3 separate regions of the Mus musculus genome follow, and all the other regions are linked to region 3. Evidence: chromatin loops called from intact Hi-C (ENCODE). Cell type or tissue: heart. All regions are shown on one strand. Region 1 overlaps Gm52153 (a long non-coding RNA gene). Region 2 holds the start of Fam124a (family with sequence similarity 124, member A). Region 3 holds the start of Ints6 (integrator complex subunit 6).

What was found. A loop is a pair of places that touch in the nucleus more often than their neighbours do. Peaks named below come from ENCODE experiments on the same cell type or tissue, not always from the same donor. Only the 100,000 strongest peaks of a DNase experiment are listed, where the experiment ranks them.
Region 1: it touches region 3 in a loop (2.7-fold over the local background); 3 of 42 quality-filtered maps call a loop at or near these places.
Region 2: it touches region 3 in a loop (8-fold over the local background); 4 of 42 quality-filtered maps call a loop at or near these places.

The regions. Positions count from the first base shown.
Region 1 is chr14:62,635,139-62,643,138 of GRCm38, forward strand. All of the region lies in intron 1 of Gm52153 (a long non-coding RNA gene), which reads left to right. Among named protein-coding and RNA genes, the nearest start is that of Gm23816, 4.0 kb to the left of the region's middle. In heart, a CTCF peak has its summit at 4,150 (motif pointing right); a DNase peak (open chromatin) is centred at 4,103.
Region 2 is chr14:62,552,360-62,560,359 of GRCm38, forward strand. Fam124a (family with sequence similarity 124, member A) reads left to right here and starts at 3,378. Exons shown (of 4, transcript NM_001243857.1): 1 at 3,378-3,555. The coding sequence starts at 3,494. In heart, CTCF peaks have their summits at 3,378 (motif pointing right) and 3,591; DNase peaks (open chromatin) are centred at 3,262 and 4,282; H3K4me3 peaks cover 1,882 bases; H3K27ac peaks cover 964 bases; H3K27me3 peaks cover 2,273 bases.
Region 3 is chr14:62,755,882-62,763,881 of GRCm38, forward strand. Ints6 (integrator complex subunit 6) reads right to left here and starts at 5,231. Exons shown (of 19, transcript NM_008715.2): 1 at 4,667-5,231; 2 at 4,285-4,362; 3 at 3,320-3,469. The coding sequence starts at 4,777. It overlaps 4931440J10Rik (RIKEN cDNA 4931440J10 gene), which reads left to right and starts at 4,620. Exons shown (of 7, transcript NR_045503.1): 1 at 4,620-4,705. In heart, CTCF peaks have their summits at 3,801 and 4,054; DNase peaks (open chromatin) are centred at 4,000, 4,060, 4,790 and 5,360; H3K4me3 peaks cover 3,618 bases; H3K27ac peaks cover 4,039 bases.

The DNA.
Region 1 (8,000 bases), 120 kb before region 3:
ACTTGTGTCAAGTTGACATAAAACTCATCAGCACATACCTTGTCTTCAATACCTTAGATGCTCTCTTCCTTGTCTTCTGCTTTGGTGAGGGTTATATCTGAGGTTTTGTTGGACTACCTAAAGTTTTCATTTCCGGTTGTATCTGTGTTTGGGTATTTTTTGGTGATTTTTATCTCTGCGTTCACTCTTTTAACTTTTCCCATTACTTCATCCCACTGTTAGTATTTTCACAAACTTTGTTAAGGTATTTATATATATTCTGTTAAAGTCCTTGAAAATATTCACAACTGCTGTTTTGAAGTCCTTGTCTTGTGTTTCAGCTACAATGCACTTCTCAGGGTTATTGGGCTCTGGTACAGCATATCGTCTTGACTATTCATGTTTGAGTTTTTGCACTGGGGTCCAAGCATCTGACATGACTTCTGGTCATGTCTTTGTTGGGTAGGCATTCCCTTCCTTGGTTTCTGTTGGATTCACTGGAACTTACGAATGTGTGGTGGCTCTGGGCTGCCTGGTAGAGAGTGCTTCTGTGAATGGAAGAAAGGAAGAGAGATAAGCTAGGAGAAAAAGCTGAGAGAGGCTTCAGGAAAGAACTAAGGGGATTCTGTCCACACCAAGAGGTGGGGTCCTCATGATGTGGTGGGAAGAAGGAATCCAGCAAATAGGTTGCAGTGACACAAATAATAATCTAGAGAGATGAGTATTAAAAGCTAGAGCAACCTTGTGTCGGTACCAAGAGTTGGAGTCTCCAGTGAAATGAGCCGAAGTGGAGGAGGGGCACCTGCAAACAGGTTGTTACAAGAGGCATTATCTCCTAAAGTGTCAACCATCTTGAGTTGCCAAGGATGCTCCAGTTTGGGCCCTGGAAGTTCTAGTAAATTAACAATTGACCATAATTGCAGCTAGAAAGATGCACACAGTAAGAGAACACAGAATCACAGTTATTTTCTTATCACCCACATAAGGTCACTCACCCACCTGTAACTCCTGCTCCAGGGGATCCAACACCCTCTTCTGGCCTCCTTAGGCAGCAGCATACATGTGGCATATACACAGACATGCATAAAGAAAAATAAGTCTTTTAATGAACATAGTAACAACATATGAAGTAAAGAAGGCTTCACATGCAATCAAAAGTTTTATGACACATAAATGTATGCAGGAGATGAGGTACATTTATTTTTAACTATTTTTTGTGAGCAAGTCACTAACAGCTAAATCCAGTTTTTAAAAGATGGGATCTCATTGCATGTGCCAGAAAGATTTTACTGACAGGACCCTGATATAGCTGTCTCTTGTGAGGCTATGCCAGTGCCTGGCAAATACAGAAGAGGATGCTCACAGTCATCTATTGGATGGAACACAGGGCCCCTATGAAGGATCTAGAGAAAGTACCCAAGGAGCTAAAGGGGTCTGCAACCCTAAGGAGGAACAACATTATGAACTAACCAGTACCCCCCCACCAGAGCTGTGTCTCTAGTTGCATATGTAGCAGAGGATGGCCTAGTTGGCCATCAATGGGAGGAGAGACCCTTGGTCTTGTGAAGATCATATGCCCCAGAACAGGGGAATGCCAGGACCAGGAAGCAGGAGTGGGTGGGTTGGGGAACAGGGCGGGGGGGGGGGGTGATATAGGGGGCTTTGGGGATAGCATTTGAAATGTAAATGAAGAAAATATCTAATTAAAAAAAAGCACACACACAAAATAGATGGGTTCTCACTATGGAGTCCAGCCTGGTCTAAAACTCACTGTGTAGCCTTTAATCCACAATCCTGCTTCAGCCTCGAGAGTGCTTTGAGGATAAATACAACTTTTTGGTTTGTTGGTTTTGCTTTTTTGGTTTTTTGGGTTTGTTTTTGTTTTTGTTTTTGTTTTTGACAGGGTTTCCCTGTGTAGCCTTACTTGTCCCAGAACATGCTTTGTAAACCAGGCTGGTCTCAAACTCACAGAGCTCAGCCTGCCTCTGCCTCCTGAGTGCTGAGATTAAAGGTGTGTACCACCACTTCCTGCTTTAAGTGCAATATTTTAAGATCATTAAAATGTTGTCCAACAAATAAGAGCCACAATCAGTAAGAGAAGATTGGTGATAAATAATAGATAGATAGATAGATAGATAGATAGATAGACTCTAATCTATTTTAAAGCTTCCAAAAAGTAGAGAGTGAACAAAAGTAATCAATAACAGTCAAAAAATTGTCAAAGTGCCCTTGGGCAAACTAAAAGTGTTCACACCCTTTTGCTCTTCCCCAGTTACCATTTGCTAGTGTGTCACTGTGAGGATTTGTTTCCAGCACTGGGCTCTGCCTATGCTGTGTTCAGCATAGGTATTGTGTTCCATCCGAATCCTCTGAGAAGACAGAAATCCTGCTCTTCCTCATCTCTGCTGCTTTTCTTTTCCCATCGTTGCAGAGCCTTACCTCACAAGGTCTTCCTCTCCTCACTGGCACTACCACTGCTCTCAAGTACATCAGCACGCTTCCTTTGGCTCCCCCACCCCACCCCACCCCACCCCTGCATATACTCCAAGCAAAGGAAGCAATAAAGTCTGAGAGGACCCAGATCCCATATTCTCTCCAGGGAGAAATGTCTCACTGATAGTTCCCTCAGAATTCACACATCTCAGAGTTAATCTCTCCTTCCCATCTGCCTACCTCATCCTTCCTTCCAGCTTCCCCCATGCCTGTCACAGGCTGCTGGAAGCATACATCTTTTCTGCTAGTTAATGAATTCCTTAGGAATCCTACATTGCATCTCACTCCTGTTAGGAGCTCTAAAAATGTACTACACTGAGCTGCTTTGCCTTGAAAACGTTACAGGAGAAGCAGATGCACACATTTCCATGACATGAGAAAGTTAGGGAGCCTGGGACCGCTACCACATTTCCATTTAAACAGTGTGGCAGTTTCTGGGAGGGATTTGAGCTCTGGAGGACTACACTTGACAAATCCATAAATTCAGGCTTGCTACTTCAGCTGTTGGCAGCTATTAAATTTTCATTCTGTCCTGTGTGCCTCCAGTTGCCAGAGCACCGTCTCCAGATGAATTCCCTGGGCATCCGGGTTCATTTGTTTAGGTCATTGCTGATTTAAGGAAAGTGAGTGGGGCTGAAGCAGCTTTTCACAGCTGTGAGTCACAGCTGTGGCTCCCTGGGGTGCCGAAATAACAGTGCTGTGTGCTAATCCAATCTGTGCGTTTCCTGGGGCTGTCATTACTGCAAAATGAGGTAAACTCGGTGGCTTAAATGCTCTAAGGAAGCTGTAGTGCATGCAGCTGGAAATGAGGCAAAAGCATCTCGAGACAGTAATGATGAGTTACGATCAGAAAGGAAGACATCCCCAGCAGCCGAAGGAGTGTATCATAATCACTGTGGATGCTACCACAAACAGACTGTATACGCGTGTATACTGTGTGCTCATATTCATATATGCATAGATAAAATATAATACATGCTACAGCCACTAAAGACATACCACACACACACTCATACACTCACACTGCATATATGTATACAAAATACATGCTCTTGTCATAATATTTACTCTCTAGATACAAATATGTGTACCTTAGTCCCTACATATACTAATAAAAATTCTATACATATACATGTATTCATATGTATATACAGACTATAAATAATTAATACGACCATTAACATATCTCCTCCCTGATATTCCGCAGTCTATCACCAAATGATACTTCAGTACCTCAAGTGTCACAATGGGCCCACATCAAGTTCATGCACAGACCTTTTTCTTGATAGCCTACCCAACAGTGATGAGAAACAGGTTCTTATGACACCATCAAATGTGACAAATCACAGTGACACTCATTGTGGGTGTATTTATAACAAGCTCTCTTTGATATAGCAATGTGTCTACTGAAGCCCTAATTAATGCCCAGAACCTCAGAATATAACCTCATGGGCAGAGAAAGCTTTTAGAGAGCTAAAGACCCTAAAAACAGGGCATTAGGAGAGGCAAGTCCAATATGACCGCTGTCTTACTAGAAGAGACTGGGCATTTGCTGAGAAACGACCATATGACATAGGGAAAAGACATCATTTGCCAGCTAAACAAAGTACACTGAGAACACACGCCCTGCCAACACTGCAGTCCAGCCTCCAGGCTGGGATTCCAGCCTCCAGAAGAGGGAGATATGTTCCTGCTGTTTGAGCCACCACTCTGCAATGCTGTTAGACGGCTACAGGGGGTTTCCTGCCCACAACACCGAAACTATAAAGTTGAGGGCAATGAGGTTTTCAGTCTTCAAAAATTGTAAAAAAGACAAAAATCAGAGACCAGAACAAGGTCTGACCCCGTCCTTGATGGGCCACATGACCTGGCCTCAACTACTGAGCCTCAAGGACCTCATTCGCTTCAGAGAAGTAGGAGTGCCTTCTGGTAGGGTTGCTATGGAAATAAAACTGAATCGTGTACAGAAAAAAAAAAGTGTCTAACAAAGTAGCCAGCATGTAGCAGATATGCTTTTTAAAAAATAAGAAATCAGTCAGGCCAAACCCCGACACTTAGAAGGCAGAGGCGGGAGAATCTTGAGTTTGAAGACTGCCCGAGCCTTTTTGTCTCAAAACAATCAGAAGACATGGGGATGTGTGGGCCAACAAGCAGCACAACTCTAGGCTCAGGGTGCATGTCACCAGTGGCAGGAACTGGCGTTAGCATGCCACCAGTGGCAGAAACTGACTTTAGCATGTCACCAGTGCAGGTAGTGGCTTTAGCATGCCACCAATGGCAGGTACTGGCTTTAGCATGTCACCAATGTTGAGTACTGGCTTTTGGTCAGCATCAAAACTTTCTGAAATAAACAACTGATAGAGAGTAAGTGTTTCTTTGGTCCATTTGGTTCCTTTAGGAGGCTCCAGCCTGTGCTCTGCTGGGGGATGGGGTGGGAAAGGGGAGAATCCTTCATCACCTTCAGGCCTCCCATAAGAGTGCAGGGTGGCAGTAACAGCAGCCACATTGTAGAGCAAGCATCTCCCCTCATGGCTAGGAAGCTAAAGAGCAGGAAAGAGGGGACAAGAGACCACGGTCTCTTTAGGGGCACACCCTAATGACCTACATACCTCTTAGAGAGCCCCATCTCCTAAAAATTATACCACCTACTGGTAGCATCACTCTGGATGTCTAGGTGGCATTCAAGACCCAAATGTTACCAAAAGTTATGAAAATTGGCAGAGGCTATTGATGTTGTCTCCCCTGAACCTCCCAGCAATGGTAGACCTTTGTTCCCTTAGTCTTATAGGTAAGCAACTGGGAGGTTCATAGAAGTCAGGAAAAAGGTAGCTCCAGCCCTCTCAGCCAGTAAGAGAGACCAGTCCTGTCTCTTGTCCCAAGGCCTGGCCCCAAGGCTCGTGTACTTAACCTTGGCAGCACACTGTGTCCTGAGCCAACAAGAGCTCCTGCCAGCAACACTGCAGGGGATGCTCTGCAGCAGCAGTTGGATTGACAGCTTGGCCTTTTTGAAGAAGTGTGACTGACAATCCCAGCATCTTTGGATGAGGCTCTTCAACCGCAAATAAAAATGGCACCACTCGTCTTTCCTCCAGAAGGGCATGTCTGCTGGGGTCACCCTTGGGAGTGCAGGTGCATTTTTGAGCTTGGCAGAGATGATTGGCTGACCTGGAGAATCACCGAGAAAACCGCAGCTGTCTCACCTTGCTCTGAGGCAGGGGAACACAGCCACATCTCAGAGATGACAAGAAAAAGGCAACGGAGGTGTAGACTGCTGGGAGACATCCCTTCACCATCTAGCGCTTGATTGTGTGCTAGTCAAAACAGTTTTGTTCTATTTTTAAACACTGTTGAAATGAAGACTAAATTAATGTGGACTCAGATTTGAATGGGAAGAAAGGCACCAAAATCCATAATAAACTGACAGGCCGATTAATGTATCTGAACAGAGGAAGGAAACCATAGAAACAGACTGGAGATCATGTGGACTTCATTCATAGCATGGAGAAAGCAACTAAAATCTTCATGCAGAAATTAATTAGCTGTATAAGGCACCCAGAATGTGAGATGCTCTAGCGCTCTTCTACATCCCAAGGAAGAGGAAGTCATTGCCTCCTAACGAACAAGAATTTTTAGAATTCATGATGAGCAGGTCTTGTAATATTGTCACACACTCACTGAAGGGTGGGCACTATGACAGAATCAGGCCCAGTGGGGCTTCTTTTTGCTTCTCTGTCTATGCTCCATATCAGCCTGGGTGTGCTTGCATTACACCTTGGGAACAAGCAGCCCTGCTGGATGCTAAAGCCAGCATACCTAGCCATTGTCTAAGCTGGTGGATTGGGAACTGGACTTAAATGCATATTATAATTTTGGGTAGAAATAATGCCAAGTCTACTTAATATCAAAATATGAGGGGTTATTTTGGAAGGACAATCTGGGAAAATTCTGCAGAGCTCAATAACTGGGGTTACAAAAAGGGAACCATGCCCCCCAAAGAGCCATAATGTCAGCTCAGACGCGCCCCTCTGGGGCTCAGCTCTAACTAGGGCATGGCATCCAAATCTGGCCTGGGAGCTCCTCAGCTTTAGTCTAAAGCAGGGGGTCAGCCAGGCGTGGTGGCGCATGCCTTTAATCCCAGCACTCGGGAGGCAGAGGCAGGCGGGTTCCTAAGTTTGAGACCAGCCTGGTCTACAAAGTGAGTTCCAGGACAGCCAGGGCTACACAGAGAAACCCTGTCTCGAATGAATGAATGAATGAATGAATGAATGAATAAATAAATAAATAAATAAATAAAGCAGGGGGTCTCGGTCTTCCTGGTGCTGCGATCCTTTAACACAATCCCTCACGTTGTAGTGTCCCCCAGCCATAAAAAATATTTCATCGCTACTTCATAGCTATAATTTTTCTACTGTTATGAATCATAATGCAAATATCTGAGACACAGGATATTTGATATGTGACACCCCCACCCCCTGCATGGGTCATGACCCACAGGTTGAGAAATGCTAGTCTAAAGAGTAAAAAAACTAACAGGCAGGCATGGACCAAGTGTTGCCCATCACCGCAAGCTGAGCATCCGATATCTGGGACCTGTGATAAATATGTAGGTACAGGGTCCAACCCTGTGTGGGTTATGTCAGGTGATGGGGGAGTTTTGCAACTGTACCAGTCAAAATTGATCAGCCCATAAGCACACATGCCCTTGAGAATATGTGAGGTGTCCTCTCCCTGAAGCGCACCCTCACCCACTCCATCCTTCTCATAAACTTCTGGGTGGTGACTGACCCTTACCTCCTAGGCAGAACCAAGCACTCTGTCTTGGGGTTCCTACTGCCCTTGCTTCTGTCCCTGCTGAGCACCACAAATAGTTTCATGCCAGCTTCTGCTGTATACTCTCTTGTGACTGTGACACTATTTCCCAGCCCACTTACCCAGATTCATCTCACATGCAGTGTGACAATGCCTTGGCTCATACTCTGTGACAGGATGTTCTTCCCTTCCTGTTATTAGACGCGTTCTCACGACCGGCCAGGAAAGACGCAACAAACCAGAATCTTCTGCGGCAAAGCTTTATTGCTTACATCTTCAGGAGCCAGAGTGCAAGAGAGCAAGCAAGCAAATGGCGAAACCCCATCCCTTTTTAAGGAGAATTATCCTCCACCTAGGATGTATTACTCCCTGATTGGCTGCAGCCCATCGGCCCAGTTGTCATCACGGGAAAGGCAGAACACATGGTGGGAAAACTGCCCCTGCATGTGTGCAGACTATGTTTACCACTTAGAACACAGCTGTCAGTGCCATCTTATAATGGCAAATGTGAGGGCGGCTCCTCACAGATCCCCCTTTTCTTTTAATAAGAGCAATAGGCCACCCATATTAATGAGAGTGGAGATAGAGGTCAAATCCCCAGTGTGCAGGTAAAGGAGCCGTACACATAACCTCCTCCCAGGCTCATCACCCAGAGGGGTCCTGGTCTGGTCCCGTGTTGTTTTTCCTGGGGGAAGGACACTTGAACACTCAACCTTCTT
Region 2 (8,000 bases), 200 kb before region 3:
CATAGCATAATCCGGGACCCTTGTGAGCGCAGCCCTCAGATTTGCATTGCTATCAGCGCTGTGGCCCTCTGACCTCCACAGGGACCACGCACCAAGCTTCTTACAGCGTCCTTCTTTCTCGCCTGCTTCTCTAAATGCCCCCAGCTTCTCCCCATAAGCCAGTTTGAAATGCTCTTGACCCCATGGGTAGCTCCAGTCACAGCAGCAACCTCACATCTGGGCATCAACTTTCTATGTCGATCACTTCATGTTTCTGTGACAAATATCAAAGGGAATCGACTTCAAAGGAGAAGGACTCCTGAGATGGATCAGAGGTGAAGGTGCTTGCCACCAAGCCCAACGACTTGAGTTCGAGCCCAAATCCCTCATGGTAAAAGACTGAGAGCAACTTCTGAAAGTTGACCTCTGACCTCCACACATGTGAATGTGTTCATGTATACACACACACACACACACACACACACACAAACATAAATAAATAAATTTAAAAATAAAAGTTACTTTGATGCAGTGACACATTTTTTTAAATGCCCCTTGACCCCAATGAGACTGAACTTTTGGCAGGCCTCAGAGCAAAGTCAAAAATAACCCGCTGAGATCATTTTAAGACTATGTACTCAATGTGCTACCCTATTACATACTCAGCCTACTTACATTAACTTGTCTTTAAGAGAACAACGTAACCAACCTCACTTGCCTTAGATTTCTCGTTTAATCAGCTTTTACACCGTAAGCTAATGCATAGCTTTAATTTTAGGTTATGTATTCTTTTATGCCCCTGACTCAGAGCTAGCTAGCATTCTCTCTCCCTCTCCCCCTCCCCCTCCCACTACCCCCCCCACCTCCCCCACCCCCGGCTCTAGAATCAGGCTGAGACTCTGAGACACAGTCTCATGGACTCAATACCTACTGGATTTTCCACCTTTCTGTGAGGACACAGCTAACTCCCTCAAGCCACCTTAATGAATCCTCTTTCAAATACATATATTCATTCCATCTGCTCTGTTCCATAAGAGAAACCCAACTAATATGATCTGAAACCAACCTTATGTGGCAAACATCTCACACAAATGTTGGAAGCAACCCATGGATATCGTCTGATAACGTGCTTGCTTTTGTGCTGTTTGCTTTTCTGGGTCAATAAGATGACTTCTTTCCTGGTAAAATGCTGTTAAAGATGTCTGACATCCTTCATCCCTTTCCCAATGCCAAGCTCTAGGTGCTGCTCAGTAAGCACAGAGCAAAAACCTTTGTTAGGGACAGGCACAAATCATAAGTGTCAGGCACAGACACACAAGAGACAGGCTGGCCGGCCACCACAAACTACAAACACACAGAAGACATGAGGCACACGTGGAAAATTCAACTGTGGGCTTTCTTTCCCTCGGCCAAATTAAACCAACATTCCTTAAAGTGAGATCAATGTGTTTGGCGCCTCTGAGGTTCTGTTTAATGTTAGCAGATGCATTTTGATTCTTTATTGGGGGGGGGGGGAATAGAGGAAAGACTTAACAGGTGATTCGCTCACAGGTTGAGAATTTTCAGTTCGTGGCTGCTCACCTCCAAGGCTTTTGGCCTCATGCCACACAGGGTGTGTTAGGGCAGAGGTTCTACCCAGCGGGGACAGGATAAGTCCCCAGTGACCTACTTCCTCCAGCTACACATGCCACACACATGCACACACTGTCTAATAGTCCAATTAACTATGAATTCATCCAGGGATTGATCCATTGATGAGGGTAGCACCTTTCTGATCCAATCAACTTCCCAAAAAGCCTACCAGCTGCCCACCAAGCTTCAGATGACGTTTTTAGATTCAAAACCACAACACGGTAAATCGGCTTAAATCTTCCTTAAAGAACTATTCCTTTGTTTAAGCTAATGAGCACCAAACTGAATATAACACATCCATTTTTGCTTGTTTGGGGGAAAGAATTTAAGGTTTAGGGAAGGCTATTCAGATTTGGCATAGGCACACTTACCGATATTTTTTTTTCCTGATCGATACTGCATTTCTACTCTGCTTTTGTCTACTGCCCTTCTCTTTTGTGTAATGTGTTTAAAATTAGAGTCCGAAAGCAATGACAAATATGTAAAGTGGGAAGAGCAGGAGAGAGAGAGGGAGAGAGAGAGAGAGAGGGAGGGAGGGAGGGAGGGAGGGAGGGAGGGAGGGAAGGAAGGAAGGAAGGAAGGAAGGAAGGAAGGAAGGAAGGAAGGAAGGAAGGAAGGAAGAGGATTGTTCTTCACAGCTTGTCACACAGAAGTGACACCGCTGTGCCAGTTGAGAGGGCATGCAGGTAGCTAGCCTTCACCTGGGACACTGACAGCTCCCGTAACCAGTACTTGGCATGTAGCAGAACTCACACGCAAACTGTTTTACAGACATGATCTCTTGTAACTCAAAATGGAGGTTCAGGGACGATCACAGACGTGATCTCTTGTAACTCACAACAGACAGAGAAGATAGCAGTAGCCCAATATGCGAAAAAATTAAGGCTCCAGGAGGTTAAATAACTTGTCTGAAAAGAAAAGATGACAGGGTCATAGCTGGTTGGCAGAACATGCTCAAGGTTGCGTCTTCAGCACTACCCTACAAAAGCGAATACGACATACACTTAAGTGCCTTCCACTGCTTCTAATGACAACACCACCAGAATTAAGTCTAAGTTGTTCTTACCCCACCACCGCCGCCGCTCCCAAGTTGCCTCACTGGCTAGAGTGGAAAAATGACTTCCTGCTACTTCAATTATTAACCCATCCTAAGGGATGGCTGGGTTTAACAACGTCAATGTCCATCACCCTCTTGCTGCCAGACCCCTTTGAATGGAAGCACACCCAGGACTCTTCGTGTTATTTTAAGATAGATAACAAAAGAATACATTCTCTAGCAAGTTGGGTCAGTGAGCAAGGCGATAATGAATTCAACGTCTGCAGTTCTGAGAAACACCCACGTGTTTTAACTGGTCCTCAAATGGCGATATCACACTCTGCCCTGGTTGCGCTGGTGGGTGTTTCCCAGTACTGCTCGCAGAATGGGGCTGAAAAAAATCTCTGGGCAAGCCCGGGGACTCCAGACTCTTTACTGTGGACCCAGGGGAGGGCAGCTTTGCTACTAGACTCCATACATGGGGCCCGCACCAGTCACTATAGAACGCACAGCGCTGGCATGCACCAGGCGGGTTGCAAGATAAATACTGCACGCCCACTGCACTCCACGCCCACTGCACTCCTCGCTCATGGAGAGAGTCCATCCCCCGGCACCTCCCGCACTCACGCTCGCGCTCGTGCACACGCGCGCATCCCGTGCACCCGCTCGGATCCTCGCCTGGTGGCACCCGGCGCGCCCGCGCAGCGCCGAGCGGAGGGCGGGGAGGGCGCGGCCGCGAGAGGGCGCGGCGAGCGGCTTCCTCGCGGGGCCGGGTTGTTGCGGAGGCCGGAGACGAGGCTCTCGGAGGGTCCCCGGGGCCGAGGGAGCGCGGACGGCACGCGCGCCATGAACCCGAAGGCGGGCGGTGAGGAAGAGGACTGCGTGGACTCTGGCGCCGAGACCGGAGGGTGAGCTGAGCCCAGCCGGGCGGGGCGGGAGCTCAGTACTTGCGCTCGGGAGCCCGAGCTGGGGAGGCAGTCCTGGGGTTGGGGTGCAGTATCTGCGAGCCAGCGGCATGGTCTGTGGTTGCCTGGGTCAGGGTGGGAAGGGGCGAGAAGAACCCCACCCCGGGCTGCTAGGTGATGGGACCCGAGGTTCAGCGTCGTTCCTCGCAGCCCTGTGGCCCCACGGTGCCAGGTTCAGCCACTATCCCCCTTCACCTAGAGATGCGCCTGCACTTGTTCCAGCCAGGCAACTCTGATAGCTTTGGAGCCCCAGGCTGCTGAGGAGGAAAGCAGGTGGAGAGGGTGGGACACCAGCACAGGAAAAAGACTCCGAAGCCGGCTAGGAGGACTTCATATCTCACTTATACTGTGCTGCTGAGCGGCCTCTCCACCCCGCCAGCCTGGAGTACCCACAGGATGCTGTGATGGGGTCTTGTGTGCTTCAATGGACTCAGTAATTAGCTCCAACCTTTGGAGGCTAATTAGTCCTCTCCCAACAGCAGTTTTCCTGAGTAGGACAAAAGACGGAATGCATTTTCAGAAACCAATGTCCCGTGATGGTCTCCACCCAGCCCATATCTAGAGGATTTTCCTGTGCACAGTCAGCACCACAGCCAGGATACAAGTGCTACCCCAGTAGGAACGTGTGTCTTTTCCTATCTAGAGAAGTCCTGCTAGAGGTCAGGGGCTACCCAGGCTACAGAAGACCTCGGAATTCCTGGAAGGTGGAGAGGTTTCAAACTAATATTAGGATTTGGCAATCTACTGAGAACAGGGAGGGAGGCCAGTTCCAGAATGGACCTATGTTCTGACCTAACCCACGAAAGCGTCCCTCAAGCTCGTCCTGCCTCCCAACCCCACCCCTCCTTGCAGCCTTCTCCACCAGCCCAACCCTAAATCTGGACTGTCATTCTTCCCTACACAGCAGGCTTTCTCTTGTTACCCAACCATGGTAACCGTGACAGAGGAGTAACTTGATTTGATGTCCCCACCCCTGCCCACCATTGCTTTTGCTTCAATTCTGTTGGTGTACAGTTGTCAACTTAGTTTATTTCCTGATATTTTGGTGCTGGAGTTCCAACCTAAGTACAATAGACAAGGATTCTTTCACTAACTCACACTGCCATTATGTATCAACTTTAGTTGACCATCTTTGGCTCTTCTCCCCTCCCCCATGGTTAGTTGAACCATGAATAGAAGAAACAAAGCAAATATTGCCTGCTGTGTTATAGTTGGCATGAAGCAGTCACTGTCCCACTAATTTTCAACTTGAAGGGCTTACCTAAAGCAGATGTTTGCCCAAGGGTCTTGCCTTGGAGAAGAGGAAGTAGCGCTGTCTTTGAGGGGTGTCTTCACCCTAAAAGCCAGACTAGTATGACTACCAGGACACTTGGGATGAGCTAGTTAATATGGGGACACCCGTGCTTCTAGTTCCTACTTGTCATTAAAGAGTGTTGCTGTAACAGGACATTGTTCAAAGAACTCTTATTATGCCACTAGAAAACGTAAATTAATATGTAAGATGATATTATTTTACACAGAAGTTTCAACTTGTGACCATTAACCTTGTGTTTGCTGTTGACCTCTGTGTAGTTTGAATTTTGGTTTCGCTATCAAGAGTGCTGTTAATAGTTGGCTCGTTCTTTCTTTCTGCTGTTTTCCCTCTCTCTTTTCTCCAAGCTGAATATAGAGCACATAAAGCTCACTCACTGAATGTTTGCTACTTGTTGTTGTTGTTGTTGTTGTTGTTGTTGTTGTTGCTGTTGTTGTGTTGTTGGAAACCAGGTCTCATGCATTCCAGGTTGAACTTGAAATCACTAAGTAGCTGATGACAGCCTTAAGCCCTGATCTTCCTGCCTCCCTTCCCAAATACTGGGTTTACAGGCATGCAGCCCATGCCAGGATTTCCTCAGTATGTCCCTCTCCCTTCCCAGTGTTTACAGCTCTTTTGTCTATCAATGGCAGGAATGGGATGTAGCCTTGGGTTGTTAGTTCCTCTCCGCTGGCCACTTCTCCTCAGGTGTTTCTTTGCTCTCTGACCTTGCCATCCTGGCAGGCTTTTCTGATGCCTTACTTTCTGCCAGCTCTGCCCTTCTGCCTGGCATGCCTAGCTATCAGGGGAAATTCTACTCCCTCTCTCAAAACCCAGCTCAAGTGGCCTATCCACTAGGATGGGTGTCCTTAATCTGGGGTCCACAAATGACTTCAAGACATATACAAAATAATTGACTTGGTAAAGGTTTATGAGAAGAAAAGCATTAATTAGGCTCTCAAACTAGCACATGATCCTTTCTAAGGGGGAGGATGTGGGATGTTTCAGTGTCAGCAGATGCAGTCTGAAGATGGGCAATCAGCCACTGGTATCTCTGGATTTCAGTGTGGAGGTCTAACATGACAGTCTCTTTGGAACTGCCTTTGAAGTCCTGGGAGAGATGAACTCAGCTGAAGGTCACAGCGAACATTTACCTAGCACCCACAGTACTCTGTCTTTCTAAGCATCCACATGCTTCCTTGGCTCTCTGAGTCCTTAGCCAGCTCAGCTTTGAGAAGCCCTTGCATTGAAATGTCAGCAAAGGCAAAGAAACTGATGACAGAGCCCAAGAAGAAGGAGCAGGCTGTCCTGGGACCAAGAGAGGGTTAAGTTTGGGAGAAACAAATATCAATAATGACCAACTGAGACTCTCAGTAAGATAAAGACTGTGAAGTGCCATTTTATAAATGGAGATCCTGAAGTGAGGTTTTGGGAGTGGAGCGGTGGTGAGAGGCAGGGAGAGAGAGAGAGAGAGAGAGAGAGAGAGAGAGAGAGAGAGAGAGAGAGAGAGAGAGAGAGAGATCATACTGTAAGGAAAAGATGAATGCTGAGGCATTTTCTGGAAAATTCTCCAGAGGGGTAAATGAGGTAAAGTCCCTAGTCAGGGCTCAGATGAAACAATCCCTCTCCAGAGAAAGGGTTCTACATCAAGGGAACAATAAAGACGCAGGAGAAGACATGACTGTACATGATATTCGCATTCTGAGGAGGTAGATTTCAGACCACACATGGATGGACGGACCAGCTTTGGGTAGAAGAGGGACAGAGGAAAGAGCAGATGGGGCCTCCACTCTGTAAATACAGAGCACAGACTGGAGCTCTGACCTAGGTTGGATGGGCAGTATTGAGTGGGCTCTCACTAGGAGGCAAGGGGCGACTTGCTGCTTCTTTCCCTGCAGCTCCGGTACCTAGGATCAGACAGAGTTCCAGGCTACTTGTGCTCCCCACAGATTGGAAGAAGGGTGTATGTGCAGAGAAGAACACAAAACAAAGGACTCTGGGATATCGCTTGGGTTGATTTTCTTTCTGTGTGATCAGAGAGATGGTTCTAAGAAACACTGTGGGTCCCACTGGTAGTGAACAGGCTGGGCTGGTCATTTTGGAAGTTAGAGTCAGCCTGCTTATGTTCTAGTCCCGGTTCCACTTAGGAAGTGTGAAACCGTGAGCCAATCACTTCCTCTCTCTCTCTACCTTCGGCTCCCTGCTCCATACAGTGAAGATAATAATATCTCTGAAATCGTTGCTGTAAAGATTAAATGAGTGTGCTCATTTAAAGCTTCTGGACTGGTGCCTGGCATCAGTCAACCTGAGCCCCTGGGGCTCATTTCTCATCATATTGTTATGACAAAGAACTCTCCGATGGCAAACTTAAGAGTTTTATAAGATAACAATGGTGACATCATAACCACAGGCTCTCCTTTTGTTTTGTTTTGAGACAATCTTACTATGTAGCTGAGGAGGTCCCCAGTTGCGAATACCCCTGCCTTAGCCTCCCAAGTGCTGGGATTATGGGCATGTGCCCCTACACCAAGCTCCTTGCACTATTTATATCCAACAGAGTAGACACTCAGACGTTTCTAGACAGTTTAAGGAAGCTGAGCGTCATTCAGAACATCCAGCCACAGCTGGGAGTTGTCATTGCTATTATAGTACAAATAGGATGCAGAATCTCAAGGGGTCCGTGGCCTAATGTCCTGCAGCCCATTGTCCTGCAACCCAAGTCTTCAGCATGCTTCTCACCTAGTAACCTCAACTCTCAAGGAACCATTTTATCTGTAAACAGTCCTTATTTTCGTTTGGAGGAAATGCTGCCTTTTCAGACCTACCTTCCTAACATGGGCCAAGACTAAAGGGCAGACTAGTATTCTGTGACAATAGATGTCATTTGGAAGCTGTACTGGAAAATGAGCCTGTGCTTCTGTCTGCTGTTAGGAGAAACTAGCAAGCCATTGATAACATTGGCAAAGTAGCTTATGACACGGAATTTCTTCACAGAGGGACAGGCAGTTCCTCGAAAATACAAATAAAAGCCAGTGCCAGCAATGACTGTCTTCAGTGAGTCTTCAAGACATAGCCTCTACCCTGTCATGTCTAGTAT
Region 3 (8,000 bases):
TAACTCGAACACTCAAGGGAGGAGCAGGCACATCTCTTTGACTTCAAGACCAGCCAATCTACACAGTGAGTTCCAAGCTAGCAATGGCTACACACTGAGCCCAGCTCAGAAAAAAACAAACAGGATCATCCAACACATCTCACACCAAAGTCATCATTTTCAAATGGGATATCTACTCCCATTAAAATCCCCAAAGCACTAAATATTTTTCTTTTTAAAATACATAGTAGGTCATGCACCAGTCTAAACAATCCAATCAATGCTATTATATTGGGGGATGGGGGCAGAGTGAGGATACTGAGAAAAATCAGGATGCCAGGTTCAGATTCAGCAGGCAAACCTAACTTAAAAACCAAAAAAGTAAAAAATAAAAAAATTTTTAAAAATTTTAAAAACCCCACAGAACAGGGCTGGAGAAATGGCTCAGCGGTTAAAAGCACCGAGGTCCTGAGTAAATTCCCAGCAACCACATGGTGGCTCACAACCATCTGTAATGGGATTCGATGTCCCCTCTTCTGGTGTGTCTGAAGAGAGTAATGGTGTACTCATATATATGAAATAAATACATCTTTAAAAAAAAACACAGAACAATATAAAAACACCAATTTATGTAATAGAACTGTTCAATCTGTCCACATTCTTAATCTTATCAACCTGAGCTTATTTTCAGACTCAGCATAATCTGAAACTGTTAACATGTACTACTTTTAAAAGAAGGGATTACTAGAGGCTAGCACTGATACATAGCTAGAGATATCAAAGAAAATACCAGCAAATGGTACTAACTACCAAGTATTTAAAAGGACTGCTATATAGGTAGAACAATTGTTAGTGGAATATTCAAGGTGTTTGAGAAAATTATTCAAGAATCCTTTTTGCTCAGCTATTTTTAACCTTACAATTCTGAGTATCCTATCTAATTAAGCATACTAAGTTGGGAGCTACAGAGATGGCTCAGGAGTTATGGAACACTGGCTGTTCATCCAGAGGTTCTGAGTTCAATTTCCAGCACCCACTCAGAACCATCTAATAAATGCTCTCTTTGATGCTCTCTTCTGGCATGCAGGTGTACATGCAGCAGAGCACTCATATACATAAAATAATTTTTCAAAAAGAATACTAAGTTAATAAATGTAATACAGCAGAGCAAGCAGGGCCAGAGTGAAAGTGAAGGGGAGGAAAAGGGAAAAATAAATAAATAAATAAATAAATAAATGCAATAAATGTAATACAGAAATATGTGTTCTTGCTATTGATTATATGAAATCACCTATGTGTCTGTATGTCTACAAAAAAGGGTTACTGGTGTAAATATATAAATGTGTACAGTTAACCCATATTTAAGAAAATGATTTGGAACTATATTAAGCTGTATAGATGCTCTATAAAAGGAACATGCTGTTTCCAGCTAATTCACCTTCTCTCATTCTCTCCAACTATTGAGAATATATCCAGTATTCCTACTATTCAGCATGAAATGCTTATATATATAAAAAAAAAATACTAGGGTTACAGAATAAACCCATCCTACAAGTTATTTTCCAAATATCCAAATGATATTTAGTATTAAATATTTCAACCATCCAAACTTCTAATAATCTTTGTATAAATGGGAAATACCAAATACTTAAATAAACAAAAATGGTTCTATGATGAAAAAAAATCCAGAAGCATGTTTCCTTCAAGGTAGACTTTACTCAAATAAAAACTGCTATTTATTTAGAAATCATTGCTTCTTAAATTATTTTAATGCTAGTTTCATTATTAGTTCAGGATATAAGCAAAAGCATTACTATCACTTCTTGAACCCTAGCTGACTCACTCCAGTAACTAAGAGGCAGCATCCTTGCTGCCTGGCAATGAGAGCATCACAATCTCCAGGGCTTTCTTCCTTCTGGTCAAAGTGATACAGCACAGGTCTCCCTGCAGCCTTAAACTTCCTACAAAAGTATACAAATGCCCTCAAATCTCTCCGTGGCAAACAATCCTCCTAAAGGACTTTATGCCACGTTTTAAAAATATGAGAGGTGGACATATCCAAATGTCCTTCTCTCTTATGAAATGTGACACAGAAAAACAGGAAATTGATAGTTCTATAACACACGACCTGACAAACGAAATAAAGGAACTAAATAGCAAGTTTCAAAGGTGTCTTTGAACTCAGTAACCTTGGATTAAAATGTTAAATGATAAAGACAGTAGCATTATAGCCAACAAAGGAAAAAAACTGCTTTTACAAAAACTGACCAACAAGTGGCAAAGAGTTATAAAGTAACAACAACAAAAATGTACGTTAAAATGATTACCTATTTAAATGATGGAAATGATTTCCAGAGAAATCTGATTTGTAATGCATACTTTAAATGCTGTAAGACCAAAATCAATCATTTCTAAAGATGTTTAAGAATTATCCCCAAGTGAGGCATATAGCTTGAAGTCACAGAAAAAAATTCTTTAAAATGTTCAAAATTCACGAGAACTGTGCATTATGGAACTTGGGAAAAGTATATAACATATATTCCTAAATATAGCATTATGGTAATAGTGCTTTGCGTACTGAAGTCCTTGGGTGTAATATTATTCCTTGTGTACACCACTGCATATCCTTTGGCATCTTGCATTTCTAGGAGAGCAATGTCCTAAGTTAGTAACATTGGTCAATGACTGTTGTGACTTAAAGCTCTTGTCCCATCCTCACAGATGAAAAAAGCAACCTTAGGGAGCTTCAGGAAGACAGGCAAATTTTCATGTTTTGCAGAAAACATCTTCCCAAGGGTTTAGAATTTTTAAACTTTAGAACTTCTGAATCTGTCATTGATTTCAAGCTTCGTACTGAATGCAGTCAACCAGTTACTGCACACCACTGAAAACTCTTGCCTGAGTTTACAATCGAGGTTAAGCTAAACCCTTGTCTAAAAATCATTTCTTCCAATATCTTTATAATATAGAAGCAACTACGAAGTCAGCTAATGGCTGTGGCCCATTCAATGGTTGCATATGTGCCTACAGGAAACTCAGACTGATACATTGAGGCAGGACACCTTCCCTTTTATGTCTTTTTTATGAACTCTGAGGGACTGAAACCAAATGTGTGTCAACTTTCTAGCCAAGAATTCAGATTTGAATTCTGAATGCAAATACATTTAAAGGGGCGTGGGGGATATGCGGCCATAATACCTTAGATGTTTTGAACGGTGTGCACTGTTGTTCAACCTCCAATGTTTTATACTTGCATTCCATGTTACATACTTTTGGACTGGATTGTGGTTTTGTACACAAAAATAAAAACAACTCTTTTCTACCTTAGTATTCAACCTACCTGCCCATAGTTGTCTATGCCAGTTACTAATCTATTTAAATTTAACAAATCAAAAGCTGTCCTTAGGGATTGGCCAAGAGTCGTAAGTCCTTCTGCCTGAAGGTTTTTCAGTTCATTCATAAACGTTGCATGGTTTTCTTTCCATCCAGCCTGAAAAGAAAGATGTAAGATTTTTTTTTTTATCATTTGAAGTCATGTACACACATGGACACCGATTACAATGTGATGTCCACCAAGTAGGTATTCCATTTCAGGTTTGCATATTTAACTTCACTTTTGCTTGATATGGCTTGGGGAATGTGTTATAACTGTTGTCTCTGGTGAGGAAACTCTTCCAAAGGTGGCCAAGAATGAACCTGCTTGCCCTACACCTTTTGTTAAGTTAACAACCGTCTTAATACTTTAATAACTTCACTGGGAAATTTGCTAACATAACATCCTCCAAATTGTGTGCAAGGGACGGGTGTTGCGACGGTGCTAGTGGGAGGCAGATGGCAGCAGGACTTCTTAAGTTGACCACAGCTGTCCCACCGATCGGTGGCCTTCCTAGTTCCACTCTGTGATGACCAAGTCTCGAAGCCCCCCTCCAGGCTTCCCTGCCAGCTTTGGCTGATTCCCTTTTAATGCAAACCCGGGCTAGGCAAGGCTGGGCCCCGCTGTCACTCGGGCTAACTTGAATAAATATCCCCCACAGTTCATTGCTGCCGCTCACGCCGCGGAGGGGAAATGTCGGCCATGTTGATCGTAGCGCCTCCGCCGCCAGGCCGAGCAGGACCCGGAGGGGACGGCGGTGGGCCAGAAACTGCCACCTCGCTGACGCTCCCGGGCTGGGGAGGGGTGGGAGGCCGCGGGGAAGGGACCTGGAGGCGGGAGCGGCCGTGGGGGAGGGGAGCATAATGAAGAGGGGGCGGGGAGGGCGAGCTAGGCAGGATCAGGGAAGGGAGGGGGAGGGCGAGGGCTGTTACCTTGATAGCATAGGGCGGCTCTTCGAAAGTGACCAGCATATACCTGTCTCCTCTGCTGGCAGGGTCCCGGGCACGGAGCTGCGGGCCAGGGTGGGGACGGGCGGGAGAGAGGGAAACACAGAGGCGAGGTTACCAGTCGCAGAAGGGTCGCTGGCCGCCCCCACAGTACCGCACACGCAGGGCCGTCCCTCCGCCGCCCCCCGCACCCACAGCAGCCCCACATGGGCCAGGCCCAGCAGAGCCCGCTCCCAGCGCCCGCCCGCCCGCGCGGTGGGGGAGGGGTCCCCGCGCCCGCGGAGCCCGCAGTAAACCCGCTGCCCCCCGCCCTGCCCCCCGCGGGCCACCGGGTCCGGGTCACCACCGGGGCTGGGTTAGTCGGTACCTTCATGAAGGTCTCTACCGCGCCTTTGGCCGTGTCCAGGTAGGTGGTGCCCAGATGGCTGCGCTGGTTCATAGAGGCAGACGTGTCTATCAGGAACAGTAAGATGGGCATAGTGCTGGCCGGGGACACCGGGGCCCGAGGTGGTGAAGAGATGGCAGAGGTGGAAGCACCGGCGGCGGCGGCGGCAACCGCCGATACGCGGGGCGGGGAACGCGGCCCCCGGGAGGAAAACACCAGCTATGGGGAGTTTCTCCCCCGATAGTTGAGAGGAAACTCCCCAGCCCAGGTCCTCCCGGCCGTACCCCCGCCTCCGGCCTGCCTGCCCGCTGGGGCGGCCGCGCGGCCGTCTGTCCGTCCGTCCCCCCCGGCCTGGGGGTCCCGTCCCCACTCCCGGACCCTGTGTGTGTCCCCGCGGGAGACGGGCCCAGTTCCCCACCCCACCCCCAGTGCAGGGAGTGGGGACCAGGGATCTGGCGAAGAGGGGAGTGGGCTGAGGGGAGATTGGCCCTGGGGCTGTTGAGAGAAGTTTGAGAGACTCCCTCCGCACCCCAGCGGTGTCACCACTTTCTCAGCCCCTCTCGCTACTGAAGCGCTTTTCTCTCTCACACTCCGGTTTTAACTCGGGCAGGGGCTACGTAGGCTCCGCCCCTGACACGTACTCGGGTCATGTGATCCACAGGCCCACTGCCCTATTGGCTGGTCCTTACAGCCTCATTAGCATATTCAAACAGCTCAGGGGCGGGGGAAGCCTGCAGGCCGACCGAGAGGACAGTTATTGAGCACGCGCGGAGGCGGGGCAGCGGGTGCACGCTAGAGCCAGCGCGCAAGGGGCGGCGGGCGGCCCGAAGCCCGCAGCCGGGAGGCGGGCTTCGGGAAGGGGCGGGGACAGGCCGCGGAAGCACCGCGGGTTGGGGCGGGGACTGCGTCGGCGCGCGGAGGGCGGGCAGCGGCCCTAGGCGTGTGTGTCAAGGCGGCCGGCCTTTTGGCTGTGCGCGGTGACAGGGTCGGGAGAAGGGAAGTGGAAGCCGCCCCCAACCTGTGGGTGAGGGCCCTGCGTCGCGATTTGAGAACGCAGGGCCAAGAAGGGTGAACGGACGAAGAATACGGGAGCGCGCAGGCCCACGCGGCTGCAGCAGGCCGGGCCTTGGGGCGGCCCGGAGGGGGCGGGGGAGGGGAAGTGAGAGGTTGTTTATGACCTGGTATTAATCCCCGCCGGTCTTTCGGCTCCGGCTCTAGCCGGTCAGAGGATCCACCGAAAAGGAAGCCAGCCCTGGAGTGCCTCACCCAACCCTGCAAACCCGAAGCGGAACTCAGATGTGGACTAGTAAAGCAACTGTCCTCTCCAACCTAGTTCTCTCTTCAAATCGTGTTAAGGCACTAGACTAGATTAAGAAATGAAAGGGGGGCCTTCCAAATCCTAATCCACTGCCCTCGTTTTAAAAGTGAAAAGGGATGACCACGTTGCGCAGGTGACCCAGAGAATAGATAGGTTCCTGGGAAACCCGCCTCTCAAGTCTTTGCCAGTGTTGTGTCGGAAAACATTCTCAACCCCTGTCATATTAAGTCTTCAGTCTGCACCTGCAAGTCCGGAGAATTGTTCTCAAATGTAGTTGGGAAACTGCAAGACCCGCTGCCTGAAATATGAGTTGAATTCGGAACATTGAGGCCTTTTAAGAGTCGGTATTTGTAGGGCTTCTCCCACTGGCCCTGCATTTCCGGATTTTCTCTGCTGAAATTCTGGCCTGCTGGGCATCTGTAGTGACATGCTTGTGGCGCTTTTTTAAAATCAGGCTTTGTTGTTTGGGCTTTTCCTAATATTTCAAAAACAAAAGCCTCAGAACGTTGTTTAACTTATTATCAGTAAATAGTAGCATACTGTTCTATGGGAATAAACCATAGTACAGGCATGAGTTTATTAGAGAGTAAGACTATTAACTGATTAAATAACAACCAGGATGTGCTGCAGGCTAGTTATGCCTGGGGCTGGTAGAAATTAATATATGAATTGTGGTCCCTGTCTTCAAAGAGTTTGCAGTATTCGAAGAAAATATAAAAACGTTGAAAATCAGAAAATGATTATTGTAATTCGGGAAGAAAAAAACAATCCCTTAAATGGAGGGTGATAGGAATAGTTTCCAAGGTTTGTGTTTGTTGCTTAAGACTTCAGATCTCAAGAAGATCCTAATAAGAGATCAGTGACAATACAGAGTTGTTTTTGCAGCTCTGACATTTTTCTTTCCGTGTTAGTGCATAATTTTCAGAGAATTCGTCTCCCTTCTGGCCATGGCCTCTCAAATGTGTGTGAGTCCTGCCTGTCTGAAAACAGGCCATAATAATGTCTACTTCCTGTGTATTGTGGAATAGTATGAGCCCAATATGAGTTAAAGAAGCAACAGCAGCTGCTAGTGAAAAGAAAAAAGAGAAGAGAAAAATCAGGGCACTAAAAATGTGAAGAAAGCTTTGCTGATAGTCACAGCTAGGCAGAGGTACCAGCCAGCAAGGTTATCAGGCCCAGATAGCAGAATGCCTTTAGTCCAGAGAAAGAAATTTCCTCCTCCATATTAGGTTAGTTCTGATGGCGAGGAGGGAGGCTAAACCAAAACCATGTTTGAAGGAAATCAGATGAGTCTGATGATATAACATACTCCCATAATTAATATATCTTTTACAGTTATTTGAGATCATTTTCCAATTAAACCATGGCAGTTATTCCCTGAATCAGTGGTGTTGGCAGGTTGTCATCTAGGGTTGTTATGGACATGTGTGGTGAAGTTGCAGGTTAAATGCAAAGATCAGGAGAGACAAATCTTGAGAACTCACCTGGAGCAAATAACCAGAACCCATGCTTGTGATAGCACTGAAGACCAAAGATCAGATTTTCAGCCAGAAAGCTCAGAAGTTCTATATGACAAGGCCATTAAGTTGAACAGGAAATAGGATATATATGTCTATGTCTGTATATGTATTTATACAGCAGATACAAGTCAGAAACCAGGAGACATTGACAATCAGCCCTAGACAGAAATGGGCTACACTTACTCTGAAGTGACTGGTTTGCTTGGTTGGCGATGATGTAAGAGCAGTTCTTAGCTGGGACTCATGCATTAGCATTGCCTATAGAGCCTTAAAACATAATGCACCGAGTGTCCATACCAAGAGGAAGAAGGTCCAGTGCAGTTAGGGTAGGGGAGAGCAAGGAGGATAAGAGCGCTTGTCTCCTGGAGACCTGAGTTTGATCCCTGAAACCCACTTAGAAGGAGAGACAACACAATTATCCACACAATTATCCTCTGATTCCACATGCTTGATGTTGTACATCACATATATCACGTGC